Regions from separate parts of the Homo sapiens genome. Here all the other regions are linked to region 3. Evidence: chromatin contacts called from ENCODE Hi-C or POLR2A ChIA-PET data. All regions are on one chromosome and are shown on one strand. Each heading gives the region's core, a stretch centred on a gene start or an enhancer-like site at or near the end of the contact. The rest is flanking DNA. Distances are from core to core; before and after follow the strand shown.

What was found. A loop is a pair of places that touch in the nucleus more often than their neighbours do. ChIA-PET counts read pairs that join two places held with the same protein, here RNA polymerase II (POLR2A). Pooled maps may share reads with other maps.
Region 1: a pooled map shows a loop between it and region 3 (4-fold over the local background). The contact joins the enhancer-like site here to the promoter of BBLN in region 3. A Hi-C loop is called at or near these places in 3 of 50 pooled maps. POLR2A ChIA-PET finds 5 or more read pairs at or near these places in 4 of 52 experiments (BJ, OCI-LY7, PC-9 and 1 more).
Region 2: a loop to region 3 is called in a map of B cell, with 30 times the contacts of the local background. The contact joins the promoter of SLC27A4 here to the promoter of BBLN in region 3. A Hi-C loop is called at or near these places in 2 of 168 maps with a recorded cell type or tissue (B cell and naive thymus-derived CD4-positive, alpha-beta T cell), 8 of 37 single-sample maps with no recorded cell type and 12 of 50 pooled maps. POLR2A ChIA-PET finds 5 or more read pairs at or near these places in 2 of 52 experiments (K562 and PC-9).

Annotation. Positions count from the first base shown.
Region 1 is chr9:128,006,038-128,010,763 of GRCh38, forward strand. No RefSeq gene overlaps it. Among named protein-coding and RNA genes, the nearest start is that of EEIG1, 27 kb to the left of the region's middle. RefSeq lists enhancers at 1,593-1,832, 2,133-2,192. Within about 2 kb of position 1,939, at least 25 of the 41 ENCODE cell types and tissues checked have a DNase peak (open chromatin) inside an H3K27ac peak, as active enhancers do; they include OCI-LY7 and PC-9, where a contact is called at or near this core.
Region 2 is chr9:128,338,421-128,342,876 of GRCh38, forward strand. SLC27A4 (solute carrier family 27 member 4) reads left to right here and starts at 2,107. Exons shown (of 13, transcript NM_005094.4): 1 at 2,107-2,418. It overlaps TRR-TCT3-1 (tRNA-Arg (anticodon TCT) 3-1), which reads right to left and starts at 1,746; the gene lies at 1,656-1,746. It also overlaps the pseudogene TMSB4XP4. RefSeq lists silencers at 1,484-2,125, 1,754-2,163, 2,234-2,633 and an enhancer at 3,270-3,449.
Region 3 is chr9:128,157,066-128,161,836 of GRCh38, forward strand. It overlaps BBLN (bublin coiled coil protein), which reads left to right and starts at 3,200. Exons shown (of 2, transcript NM_024112.4): 1 at 3,200-3,421. The coding sequence starts at 3,343. RefSeq lists silencers at 725-920, 2,940-3,149, 3,360-3,449 and enhancers at 2,101-3,054, 3,055-4,008.

The sequences.
Region 1 (4,726 bases), core at 689-3,188, 150 kb before region 3:
GGCACCAGTGGGTGATTTACTGGTCTAGCTGAGGCTGACCCTGAGCCTTCCGGGAAGCATCTGCACTGCGGCTCCCATCACTGCCCTGGGAGCCGCTGCACGCCTGGGGAAGAGCCCAGCTGCCACAGCACAGGAAGCCCTCGAGTCTGTGTCAACTCCCGTCTCCGGCTGGACAGGACCAGCCAGGGAAGAGGAGCCTCCGTGAGGTCAGCAGGGGCCAGGCTCTGCTCGGGGCACTTGTTTTCTTTTCCTCTTACAAAATGGAAATTGCTTTATTTATTATAAATATAAATGCAGATGTATGATTTTTTAAAAAAGCATCACGCAAATGCGGAAAACTTTAAAGAAAAAAGCCTACCTCACCTCCGATCCCATTACTCAGAAAACACATACACACACACTTCTGTTTCCCCAGAAAGGAAATCAAACTGTACATAGAGAACCTGCTTTTGTTTTTTCTTTTGAGACAGGGTCTCACTCTGTCACCCAGGCTGGAGTGCGGTGATTCAGTCTTGGCTCACTGCAGCCTCTGCCTCCCAGGCTCAAGCGAACCTCATGCCTCAGCCTCCCAAGTAGCTGTACCACCACGCCCAGCTAATTTTTTTTTTTTTTTTTTTTTTTTTTTTGGAGAGACAGGGGTCTCACTATGCAGCCCAGGTTGGTCTCGAACTCCTGGGCTCCAGTGATCCTTCCGTCTCAGCCTCAAAGTGCTGGGATTACAGGTGTGAGCCACCTTGCCCGGCCAAATTTAGCTATTCTAATAGATATGTAGATGTATTTCCTTTTGGCTTTAATTCTCATTTCCCTGATGACTAATGAAGTGGGGAATTTTCGTGTCCTTGTTCCAGGCTATCTCAGTATCTCATCAGTAAATGGAAATCTACCTTGAGATTTGTTGTGTTTGCTTCGGCAGCACATATACTAAAAATTGGAATGATACAGAGAAGATTAGCATTACAAAAAGATCTGTAATGACTGTGTAGTGCTACAACAGTGGATACAGCATTTTATTTTATTTTATATATATATTTTTTTTTTGGGGGGGGGTGGTGGGGGGATGGAGTCTCACTCTGTTGCCCAGGCTGGAGTCCAGTGGCACAATCTCAGCTCACTGCAACCTCCACCTCCCAGGTTCAAGCGATTCTCCTGCCTCAGCCTCCCAAGTAGCTGGGACTACAGGCACGCGCCACTACGACCAGCTAATTTTTGTATTTTTCGTAGAGACAGGGTTTCACTATGTTGGCCAGGGTGGTCTCAGACTCCCGACCTCAGGTGATCCGCCTGCCTCAGCCTCCCAAAGTGCTGGGATTACAGGCGTGAGCCACAGCGCCTGGCTACAGCATTTTATTGAATCGAGGCCCTAGTGATGGACATCTTGGGTAGCTTGGATATTTTGCTTTCCACACGATGCTATGACACAAACCTAGCATGTACATTTCTGCGCTTTTGTCCATGGCTTCCTGTGGCACCGATGGGTAAAAGGAGTGCTCCTGTTTAAGGCTTTTGAGACTTATTGACTAATAGCTCCCCTGGAAACCTGCACCTCTGACAGCCCCATTGGCAGCATATGGGGAACAATTCCTGCTTCTAATTCAAGCAGAAACCTCCAGCACGATGGCTTGCAGGCTTTGAGGAAGTCTTTCAAGTGTGACCTCATGACTTTTGGCAAGAAGCCAGAAATAAGGGCAGATTGGCCACAGGATTCACTTGAAGTGGCCTTGGAAAACCATTACGATGGACTGGGGGAGGCGAGGCTGTTTCAGTGGGGAAGAAGGGGAAGCGCTGGGGTCAGGCCTGGGGGTGAGCCCAGCAACAGTTCATTCCTCACCCTGCAAGCCCGGCCCAGCCACTTGGCCTCTCTCACATGAGCTTTCTCAGATGTGGAGCAGAACAAATACTAACCCTCAAGCGTGTGAAAGCCCTTTACAAACTCAAAAACAACCCCCAAAGGTGTGTTGGGAGGACCTTTTGTTTCCTCCCCGGAAGCGTGGGCGGCATGCACTTCCTGGTTGTCTGTCTGAGAGCACCTGCCTGAAGAGGATGCTGAGGAGAGACAGAGCAGGCTCCGGTGAGGGAAGAGGGGAGGTGTGGCCAGCAGAACAAGGGTCTCCCCGCACTCCAGATCCTAATCCTGTGATTATGCATGGAGGTGCCAGGTGACATGGCCAAGGATAAGGTAGCAGATGGAATGAAGGTTGCTAATCAGCCGACCTTCAAACAGGGAGATTATCCTGGATCATCTGGGGGCCCATTGTGATCACAAGGGTCCTTCAGTGTGGAGGAGGAGGCGGCAGGAGAGAGAACAGAGAGATGCAGTGTGAGGACTCAGCCCTCCGTTGCTGGCTTTGAAGGTGGAGGAAGGGGCCACAAGCCAAGGAATGCAGGCAGCCTCTAGAGGCTGGGAAAGGAAGGAAACAGATTCTCCGGAAGGAGCCTCCAGAAGGAACGAGGCTCTGCTGTGGACACTTTGACTTTAGCCCTGTGAGACCCATGTCACACTTCCATCTTCCAGATCTGTAAGATAATGAAGTTATGTTTTCTTTTCTTTTCCTTTTTTTTTTTTTTTTTTTTTGAAATGGAGTCACCCTCTGTCACTCAGGCTGGAATGCAGTGGCACGATCTTGGCTCACTGCAAACTCCACCTCCTGGGTTCAAGCGATTCTGCCTCAGCCTCTGGAGTAGCTGGGACTACATGCACCCGCCACCACGCCTGGCTAATTTTTGTATTTTTAGTAGAGATGAGGTTTCACTACTTTGGCCTGGCTGGTCTCAAACTCCTGGCCTCAAGTGATCTGCCCGCCTTGGCATCCCAAAGTGTTGGGATTACAGGTGTAAGCCACTGCACCAGGCCTTTAACTTACATTGTTTTAAGCCACTAAGTCTGTGGAAATTTGTTACAGCAGAGATAGGGAACTAACACAGGAGGACAGGCTGGCACCCTGGGCCTTAGGGACGCCTCCATTGGCGGCATTCCAGGTGAGGAAGGCACCAGGGGTGTGTGAGAGCAGGGGCCCTTGTGTCCTCTGGCATCGCGGAGCAGTGCTCTTTGCTTTGGGTTAGGGTTCACATGAAGGGAGAGAGAAATAACCCCAAGCAGGGGCCTTGAATGCCAGGCTGGGGGCATGCTGGAGGCACTGGGGAGCCACCGAGGATTTCAGGCAGGGCAGAGAGGTGATGAGGACTTGCTTTTAGCAGTGGGGATGGAGTGAGGGAGCTCTGGGCCTGGAGTCAGAGCCCTGGGTTCAAGTTCCAGCACTGCCTCTCTGGTGACGTTGGGGGCATGTTGCAGATGCCCTCCGGATTTGCACTCCCTTTCCTGAAAACGGTCGGGCTAGTTCTGGGGTCCTTCCTAGTCAAGGAACATAGCTGGCCCGGCCTAGTCAGGCCCTTTTGGGATCCAAGGGAATTCTCTGACCTGACACCTAGAAGGTAGAGAAAGTAAGAAAATAATAATGATGATAATAATAGCAACATTTATTGAGCACTAACCATGGGTTAAGAATGTTCTGTGATACATCTCATTTAATTTCACCATTCTGTCAATGGCTCTCCAGTGCTCTTCGTTTAAAGGTCAACATCCCCATTGTGACCCACAAGGCCCCATGGTATGGCCCTGCTGGCCACCTTCGGCCTCATCTCAGACCTCTCTCCTCTTCACTCTGCACTCAGCTTCTCAGTCCCAGAAAAGAATGACCCGCTCCTCCCATCTCAGGGCTTTGCACAAGCCCTCCTGCATCCGGGAATGCCGTCACCCTGGTCTCCACTGGCTCAGCCCCTCCATCCTCTGCTCTCAGCCCCACAGCCAGGTCATTGCCCTGCCCTCCCGCAAATCAGTTTCCTGTGTATGTACCTGACTCCATTTCAGATAACAAAGCCCTGCGTAGAAGTACTTCTGAGGCTGGGCGCGGTGGCTCAAGCCTGTAATCCCAACACTTTGGGAGGCCGAGGCAGGCAGATCACAAGGTCAGGAGTTTGAGACCAGCCTGGCCAATATGGTGAAACCCCGTCTCTACCAAAAATACAAAAAATTAGCTGGGCATAGTGGTGGGCACCTATAATCCCAGCTTCTCGGGAGGCTGAGGCAGGAGAATTGCTTGAACCCGGGAGGCAGAGGTTGCAGTGAGCCAGGATCATACCACTGCACTCCAGCCTGGACAGCAGAGTGAGACTACATCTCAACGAAACAAAACAAAACAAAAAGAAGTACTTCTGAACTTCTGAGTATATATCTGCGTGATTACCTGTTTGGTCTCTACCTCCCCAAGCAGGTCATGGGGACTGATAGGTTAGGATGGTGTTTGCTGAAAGAATAGGCGAGGCACGGTGGCTCATGCCTGTGATCCCAGCACTTTGGGAGGCTGAGGTGGGCAGATTGCTTGAGTTCAGGAATTTGAGACTAGCCTGGGTAACGTAGTGAAACCCCATCTCTACAAAAAATAAAAAAATTAGCTGGGAATGTGGTGGCATGCACCTGTAGTTCCAGCTACTTGGGAGGCTGAGGTGGGAGGATGGTTGAGCCCAAGAGGCAGAGGTTGCAGTGAACTGAAATTGTGCCACTGCACTCCAGGCTGGGTGACAAAGCAAAAAATAATAGTAATAACATAATAATAATTTTTTTTTAAAGAAAAAGCCAAGTAAAGTAGCTCATGCCTGTAATCCCAGCACTTTGGGAGGCCAAGGCGGGCGGATCACTTGGGGTCAGGAGTTCAACACCAGCCTGGCCAAC
Region 2 (4,456 bases), core at 857-3,356, 180 kb after region 3:
ACCCTGTCTCTACTAAAAAAAATACAAAAAAATTAGCTGGGCCTGGTGGCGGGCGCCTGTAGTCCCAGCTACTCGGGAGGCTGAGGCAGGAGAATGGCGTGAACCTGGGAGGCGGAGCTTGCAGTGAGCCGAGATCGCGCCACTGCACTCCAGCCTGGGCGACAGAGCAAGACTCCGTCTCGGAAAAAAAAAAAAAATACTCCCCACAAATCTCCACGCTGACCCTGTGAGGTATTATTAATTAGTATGTCCCATTTTTTATATGTAAGAACAAAATGAATCTTGACCTTTCAGCTGAGAAGGCGAACTCAATGCTCATGCCCATACCACTGCACATTCTGCCTCCTGATGGTGATACCCATGAAGGATGTGGTGCTGGAATTTACTCAAGTCCCCAAAAGGAGGCACCCTATATTCCAGAAGAAATAGGTCCAAATCCTTATCAGACCAAAATTTCATCTTTATTTTTATTATTATTAGTTTTCTGAGACAGGCTCTCACTGCTCTGTTGCTCAGGCTGGAGTGCAGTGGCCCAATCTCGGCTCACTGCAACCTTTGCCTCCCGGGTTCAGTGATTCTCTTGCCTCAGCTCCTGAGTAGCTAGGATTACAGACGTGCACCACCACGCTCGGCTAAGTTTTGTATTTTTAATAGAGACAGGGTTTCGCCCTGTTGGCCAGACTGGTCTCGAACTCCTGACGTCATGTGATCTGCCCACCTCAACCTCCCAAAGTGCTGGGATTACAGGCATGAGCCACTGTGCCCAGCTTATTTTTATTTTTTGAGACACGGTCTTACTTTGTTGCCCAGGGTGGAGTTTAGTGGTGCAATCACAGCTCACTGCAGCCCCAAGTTCCAGAGCTCAAGCAATCCTCCCACCTCATCTTCCTGAGTAGCTGGGAGTACAAGCAAGAGCTACCTGGCTAATTTTTTTTTTTTTCCTGTAGAGGCAGAGTCTCACTATGTTGCCCAGGCTGGTCTTGAACTCCTGGCTGAAGTGATCCTCCTGCCTCAGCCTCCAAAAGTGCTGGGATTACAAGCTTGAGCCACCACGCCAGTCCCAGAATCTTTTTTTTTTTTTTTTTTTTTTTTTTTTTTGAGATGGAGACTTGCTCTGTCGCCCAGGCTGGAGTGCAGTGGCGCAACCTCGGCTTACTGCGACTTCCGCCTCCCAGGTTCAAGCAATTCTCCTGCCTCAGCCTCCCAGGGATCTATTAATGTTTAAGGACAAGTGGCAACTGTGGATGCCCAACATGGTTACTTAACAAGAAACCAATTTTTCAGAGGCCAAGAGTCCCAACAGGGCCGAGAATCTGGCCACTCGCCTATGGCTCTGGAGGTGGCATGACAAATAAGGGTGGCATGACAAATATAGGTTAACTGATTTGTTGCAGGGACCAGAGATCATAGATGGTGAAGTTAACTAAGGGCCTCCAAATCCGTGTCCTTTGTGCCAACAGGTGTGCCAGGCTGCTCACAAGACACCATGGTACGAGAAAGGATTTCTCGTAGTCACCTAGACACCAGGTTTATGGCTGTGTCGCAGCAAAGTTGGGTGTGACTTATGATTTTCGTTCTGAACCTTATTTGTTAGATAGGTCCTGGAGTCCTTAAAACACGCAGGTGAAAGTCAGGGAGTAGGAGCCATCAAAATTCGACTCTGGTGGGACTCGAACCCACAACCTTTGAATGACCACACTAGGCTCAGCTAGAAGTCCAATGCGCTATCCATTGCGCCACAGAGCCGGCTGCGGAACCCGGCCGCCCCGCTCACCTCTGCCTGAAACCGCCCTCTTAGCGAGCTTCTAGGTGTGGTGCTGGGTGTTTGCTGAACTCGGCCGGGGCCCGAGAGCGTGCTCCGGGTTTTCGGCTGTGGTGTGGACTGGGGTGCTCTTCCTACATCCGGGCGCTGGGGACAGCAGGGGGCAAGGGCCGGGGTCGGCAGGGAGGAAGGGCCGGGGTGAAGCCCGCCTGTCTCCTCGCGGACTCGGGGGTCTCCTCGGCTGGGTGGGGCCGCGCGGCGTGGACTACAACTCCCAGCGTGCCGCGCGGCGGCGCCGCCCGAAGCCGTTGCGCGAGCAGGGCGGGCTGGGGCCGAGCGGCGTCAGGCGCGCTGGGGCTGCGCTGCGCCGCCGGCTCTGTGGCTTGCCGGCTTCGGGGAAGGTGCGGCAGGCGGTGCTGCGGCCTGGCACAGCAGGTTTGGGGTGCGGGAGGCGGGCGGGGTAGGAGCGCGGCGGGCGGGGCCGGGCGGCGGGCGGGGCTGGCGGGGCGGCCGGGCCATGCAGGGCGCAGAGCCGGCTAAACCCTGCTGAGACCCGGCTCCGTGCGTCCAGGGGCGGCTAATGCCCCTCACGCTGTCTACGCTGCTGCAACCGGGCCGCATCTGGACGGGGCGCCGCGCGGCGGAGCCGACGCCGGGTGAGCATAGACCGGGCTGGTGGGTTCCCGGGTGGGGACATGTGCCAGGCCGAGTCGGGCGAGGTGGCGGTGCGGACCCCAGGTGGGGGGCGCGCCCTGCGGCGCTATTTCCCCGACAGACGCACTGTTACCTTGCTGTCTAGGGGCGAGGGCGGCACGCGTGACCCGGGACAGGGGCCCGAGGGAACTAGTCACCCTCTTCTGGCCTCTTCTTGCCCCAGCCTTCCAGGACAGGTTCCTGCCCCTCTGCTATGGCGGGCTATGGGAGGCCAGAGATCTGAGGACCCTGGACCCTGGCGTTGGGGTTGAGGACTCTGGTTCAGTTCCCCCGCCCCCGGCTTTTGCTTTTCGCGAGGGGGAGGGGGAGATGGTCTCCCAGGGCTTCTTGTGGTCCAGACCATTCCCTTTTCCTGGCTTGGAGGCTCTCAGGCCATTTCACATTTGTGACCTTCATCTACTCCCAAGAACAGGAAAACTCGGAGAAAAACAGTCCCATCAGATGTCCCCTTGATCGAGTCCTCAAAGCTCCAGGAATAGAACCCAAGAGTCCTAGCTCAACCCAGCCCCTGAAGCACAGTCAAGTCATTCGCCTTCCCCTAAGCCCTAGACCCCAAAGATTCATCCGAGTGGCTGTGTGTGTCTGTGTGATGGGTGGTGGTGTCTTCAAGGTCCTCCTCGCCTCCCTCAATCAGCTTTGCCCCCTGGGCGGTCACCTTTCAAGCACTTCCAGGCTCTAACTCGTTTTCTGGGTCGCCCTCTATAGACCAACAGACGCACTGCGATACCTGAGTCTATGGGCAGGGACCAAGCAGGGCTCCTTTTCCAGGGAGCTGCCCCTTTGACTTGGCCTGGTCATCCACAGAACCTCCCTGGGTTCTGGGTGGGGAGTCGAGCCAGAGACTTTTTTTTTCTTTTTTTGAGACGGAGTCTCGCTCTGTCTCCCAGGCTGGAGTGCAGTGGCACAATCTCGGCTCAATGGAACCTCCGCCTCCCGGGTTCAAGCAATTCTTCTGCCTCAGCCTCCTGAGTAGCTGGGGTTACAGGTGTGTGCCACCATGCCTGGCTAATTTTTGTATTTTTAGTAGAGACAGGGTTTCACCATCTTGGTCAGGGTGGTCTCGAACTCCTGACGTCATGATCCGCCTGCCTCGGCCTCCCAAAGTGCTGGGATTACAGGTGTGAGCCACCACTGCCAGCGAGCCAGAGGCTCTTAAGTCAGTACCCACCCCCAGGCCATCCGGTTTTAGGGACCCTGGATGTCAGAAGAGTGAACTGTCATGTTTTGGCTAGAAAAGCCTCTTAGAACACGTCTCAGGACAACTCGGTGGTGGCCACTGCGCAGACCAGACTTCGCTCGTTCTCGCATGCCTCGCTCCGCTTTTCCTCCGCAACCATGTCTGACAAACCCGATATGGCTGAGATTGAGAAATTCGATAAGTCGAAACTGAAGAAGACAGAGATGCAAGAGAAAAATCCACTGCCTTCCAAAGAAACGATTGAACAGGAGAAGCAAGCAAGCGAATCGTAATGAGGCGTGCACCGCCAATATGCATTGTACATTCCACAAGTATTGCCTTCTTATTTTACTTCTTTTAGCTGTTTAACTTTGTAAGATGCAAAGAGGTTGGATCAAGTTTAAATGACTATGCTGCCCCTTTCACATCAAAGAACTACTGACAACGAAGGCTGCGCCTGCCTCTCCCATCTGTCTATCTGGCTGGCAGGGAAGGAAAGAACTTGCTTGTTGGTGAAGGAAGAAGTGGGGTGGGACGACAGTGAAATCTAGAGTAAAACCAGGCTGGCCCAAGGTGTCCTGCAGGCTGTAATGCAGTTTAATCAGAGTGCCATTTTTTTTTTTGTTCAAATGATTTTAATTATTGGAATGCACAGTTTTTTTAATATGCAAATAAAAAGTTTAAAAACTTAAAAAAAAAAAGAACACGTCTCACTACACCCATTGCACAGAGGGCAGATACTAAGGTCTAAAATGTGAAAAGGTCTTGCCCAAGGTCACTTGGAGAATGGTGGGCAGAGATGG
Region 3 (4,771 bases), core at 1,950-4,449:
TGTGAGACCAGGTCCAGGCTGCTGCAGCCATGATGCCTCCATGCACTACAGCTACTGGAGTCCCAGTAGGTGAGCCCCTCTGCCTAGAACGTGGGCCTGATTCTCAGCTGGACCCCTGGGCAGGATCATAGCTCTGGGTCCAACCCAGGGGTGACACTTGCCGGCTGGGTGACTGTGGGCAAGCCGCCTTCTCCTAGCTGGAAGTAGAATGTGGGATGACAGCAGCTGGGCCGATTGTCATGAAGCCTTTCTTGATGAGCAGTCCATGAAGCACTCTGCCCACGGCCCTCTACCCTCCACTGCAGCACTCACAGGCGGGGGCAGCAAACCTTTCCTTTATTGGAGAATGTGACACACAGTCCTGGGTGGGTTTGAGGTGAGCTTGAACTAAGGGAAGCCTCACCCCTGTCCTGCCCCTGTCCCAGTTAAGGGGCTCTCCCTAAAATGAACTATTCCTACTTCTCTTTATTTTTTAAAAAATTAAATCTAGCCAGGAATGGTGGTTTACACTTGTAATCCCAGCACTCTGGGGGGCCAAGGCGGGTGGATCACCTGAGGTCAGGAGTTCGAGACGAGCCTGGCCAATATGGTGAAACTAAAAATACAAAAATTAGCCGGGCATGGTGGCATACACCTGTAATCCCAGCTACTCGGGAGGCTGAGGCAGGAGAATTGCTTGAACCCGGGAGGCAGAGGTTGCAGTGGGCCAAGGTCGCACCACTGCACTCCAGCCTGGGTGACAGAGTGAGACTCTGTCTCAAAAAAAAAAAAAAATTAAATTTTTATTTAATCTTTTTTTCTCTTTGGCTTCTCAAAGTTCAACTTAAAAAGGTAGCTCCAGGGACCAGGCGCGGTGGCTTATGCCTATAATCCCAGCACTTTGGGAGGCCGAGGTGGGCTGATCACGAGGTCAAGAGATCGAGACCATTCTGACAAACATTGTGAAACCCCGTCTCTACTAAAAATACAAAAATTAGCTGGGCGTGGTGGCGTGTGCCTGTAGTCCCAGCTACTCAGGAGGCTGAGGCAGGAGAATCACTTGAACCCAGGATGTGGAGGTTGCAGTGAGCCAAGATTGCGCCATTGCACTCCAGCCTGGCGACAGGGCAAGACTCCGTCTCAAAAAAAAAAAAAAAAAGAGGTAGGTCCAGGCCGGGCATGGTGGCTCACACCTGTAATCCCAGCATTTTGGGAAGCCAAGGCAGGTGGATCACCTGAAGTCAGGAGTTTGAGACCAGCCAGGGCAACATGGTGAAACCTCGTCTCTACTAAAAATAAAAAAAATTAGCTGGGTGTGGTGGCAGGCACATGTAATCCCAGCTACTCAGGAGGCCGAGGCACAAGAATTGCTTGAACCCGGGAAGGAGAGGTTGCAGTGAGCTGAGATCATGCCACTGCACTCCAGCCTGGGCAACAGAGCAAGACTCTGTCTCAAAACAAACAAACAAACAAAGGTAGGTCTGCTCCAGGCCAAACTTTTTATTTATTTATTTTTTGAGACGGATTTTCGCTCTGTTGTCCAGGCTGGAGTGCAGTGGTGCAGTCTCAGCTCACTGCAACCTCTGCCTCGTGGGTTCAAGTGATTCTCCCACCTCAGCCTCCTGAGCAGCTGGGATTACAGGCACACGCCACCACGCCCGGCTTATTTTTGTATTTTTAGTAGAGACGGGTTTTCACCATGTTGGTCAGGCTGGTCTCAAACTCCTGACCTCGTGATCTGCCCGCCTCGGCCTCCCAAAGTGCTGGGATTACAGGCGTGAGCCACCAGGCCTGGCCTTTTTTTTTCTTTTTTTTGAGACAGGGTCTTGCTCTGTTGCTTAGGCTGGAGTGCAAGGGCACGATCTCTGCTCACTGCAACTTCTGCCTCCCAGTTCAAGTGATTCTCCTGCCTCAGCCTCCTGAGTAGCTGGGACTACAGGCGTGTACCACCACACCTGGCTAATTAAACATTTTATTTTTAATTAATTAATTAATTTTTTTTTTTTTAAAGACAGGGTCTCACTCTGTTGCCCAGGCTGTAGTGCAGTGGTGCAGTCATAGCTCACTATAGCCTCGAACTCCTGGGCCCAAGTGATCCTCCTGCCTTAGCCTCCCAAACAGCTGCAACTAAGGTGCATGCCACCAGGTCTGGCTAATTTTTTTTGTGCTTTCTGTAGAGACGGGGGTGGGGGGGGCTGAGTGGGCGGGGGTGGGAGTAGGGTGTCTCACTATGTTTCCCAGGCTGGTCTCCAACTCCTAGGCTCAAGCAATCCTCCCACCTCGGCCTCCCGTAGCGCTGGGATTACAGGTGGGAGCCACCCCGCCTAGCTAATGTTCCTGTTTCTCTTGTCCAGAGCTGGAGTCCAGCCTGATTCCCACCCACAGGTTGTAACCAATGAGCCCTAAGAGAAGCGCTGAAGACCAGGAAGGCCCAGATCCAGGGGTAGGGGTGTTGGGTCCTCTCCACTGGGGTGCAGGCAGAGAGGCAAAGAGGAAGGAGACCCTTCGTGACTCTCAGCGAGGCTGTGAAGAAGAATATCCGGAAGCCACAAGAGGTATATCCGGAAGCCACAAGAGGTGTGGAAACCCCGTTTCCAAGGCTGGGCCCAGTAGCTCGTGCCTGTAATCCCAGCATTTTGGTAGGCTGAGGCGGGTGGATGGCTCGAGCTCAGGAGTTCGAGAGCAGCCTGGGTAACATGGCGAAACCCCTCCCCCCCCCCCCCCCCCGTCTCCAAAAAATACAATAGCCAGCGTGGTGCAGCCGTCTGTAGTCCCAGCTACTCTGGAGGCTCAGGTGGGAGGATCGCTTCAGGCTGGGAGGCAGAGATCACCCCACTGCATTCCAGCCTGGAAGACAGGGCCAGGCCCTATCTCAAAAAATAACAAGGAAACCCCGTTTTCGATTTCGCCAACGCGGAGGGGCCGAAGCAGCAGATGGGCTTGGACGGTCTCCCGCCGCTCCTCCCGGACCTCCCTACTCCTGGGCTTTTCCAGGGGCAGCCCCGTGGTGGCCCCGCCCAGCGCCCGGGAGAGGGGCGAGGCCGGGGGCGGAATGGGCGGAGTTCGACTGTGAGGGAGGTGGAGGCGGGAGTCCGGTGGTGGGGGTGGAGTCTGGAGGTAGGGCGGGGCCAGAACAGCGGCGGGGGCGGAGTTCCGGCTGGGGGCGGGGCGGGGCGGAGCGGGAGCTGCGGGATTCCGGCTTCAGGGGCGGGGCACCGGCCTCTGGGCGGAGATCTGCTGCCGCGTTCTACCCTTCCGGCCCGTGTTCTATCCGCCGCCTCCACCTTCCATCCGGCGCCGGCTTTCGGCGCGACGGTCGCCGCGTTCCATCGTCGCGCGGCCCTTCGGGCGCCCGAGCCCGCAATGTCGGGCCCCAACGGAGACCTGGGGATGCCGGTGGAGGCGGGAGCGGAAGGCGAGGAGGACGGCTTCGGGGAAGCAGGTGACCCGAGGGGGCTGCTGGAGCAACCTTGCATTTTCAGGGCTGCCCTCCCGGGAAGGGGAATCGAGATGGGGTCTCGGAAGGGAACAAAGAGCCCACCCATTCCGCCCCGAGCGGGTCCGGAGTTGTAGGTGCTGTCTCGGATGCAGGGCGAGCACCCGCGAGCCGGTTCCCAGCCCCGTGAGAGCTGCAGGTCACCAGTCCCGTTTTACAGATGGGGAAACTAAGGCAGCTTCGGGGACACTCGCCCTTGTGGGCCTTGCTCCACCACTTCCTTCAGTCCTGGGGGAGACCGAGGCACCTGAGGGAGGCAGGGTTGAGCTTAGCGGAGGGGCCGGGCCGGGACGTGGAGTTGGGGACGCGGGGGCGTCGCTCTGCCGATTCAGCATCCCCAGCCACCCGGCTTTGCTGGTGTAGCCTCACAGCCTTGCCAAATGTCAGCAGCTTACAGAGCAGCCTTTTGCGTGCTTACGAGTGCAGGGGTGGGGTGTGAAGAGAACCATCGGCTCCCTTCTCACCTTCTTCAGCCTCAGTTTCCCCCTCTATAAAATAGGAATAACGATTAGTGTCTGCTGCACTGGGATGTGTCAGAATTAAATGCAAAAAAAAGGAAAATCCTTAGCAGGTTCTAGCATGCAAGAGTTCAGTAAATGGTTATCGTCATTATTATCTTTGGTATAGTAAAGATTGGCATGTTAACATACACTGAGGATTTAGTAAATGTGGTGTAAGTATGGTGCATGCTCTTTGTTTTGTTTGGCGTAACAGCTTTATTGAGCTATACAACTTACCCATACTGTACAGTTCAGTAGGCTTTTGTGTATTCCCAGGGTTGTACATCCATCACAATAGTTTCAGGTAGCTCTGCATTGGGCAATGCTGTTGGGAGCATCAGGAAGAGCTTCCCAGGAGGTCACATTAAGTGGATGTTGGCAGACAGGACTTAGAACAGTGGGGAGGAGGGTGGTGTCCCAGGCAGAAGCAAAGGCTTGGAACTGGGAAGTACCCTTGACACAGATAAAGCCTGGCCTGGAGGGGTGTGGGGCACCTGCCTCCCCAATTCCTCCTCCTAGCCTGTATCCCAGGACACAGAGTTCGAAATATTGATAATAATGACCATCCACTAAGTACTTGCTGTGGCCAGATCCTGTCTGAGCTTTTTTTTTTTTTTTGAGTCGGAGTCTTGCTCTGTTGCCCAGGCTGGAGTACAGTGGCGTGATCTTGGCTCACTGCAACCTCCGCCTTCTGGGTTCAAGCGATTCTCATGCCTCAGCCTCCCGAGTAGCTGGGACTACAGACGCCTGCCACCACGCCTGGCTAATTTTTATACATCTTTAGTAGAGACAATGT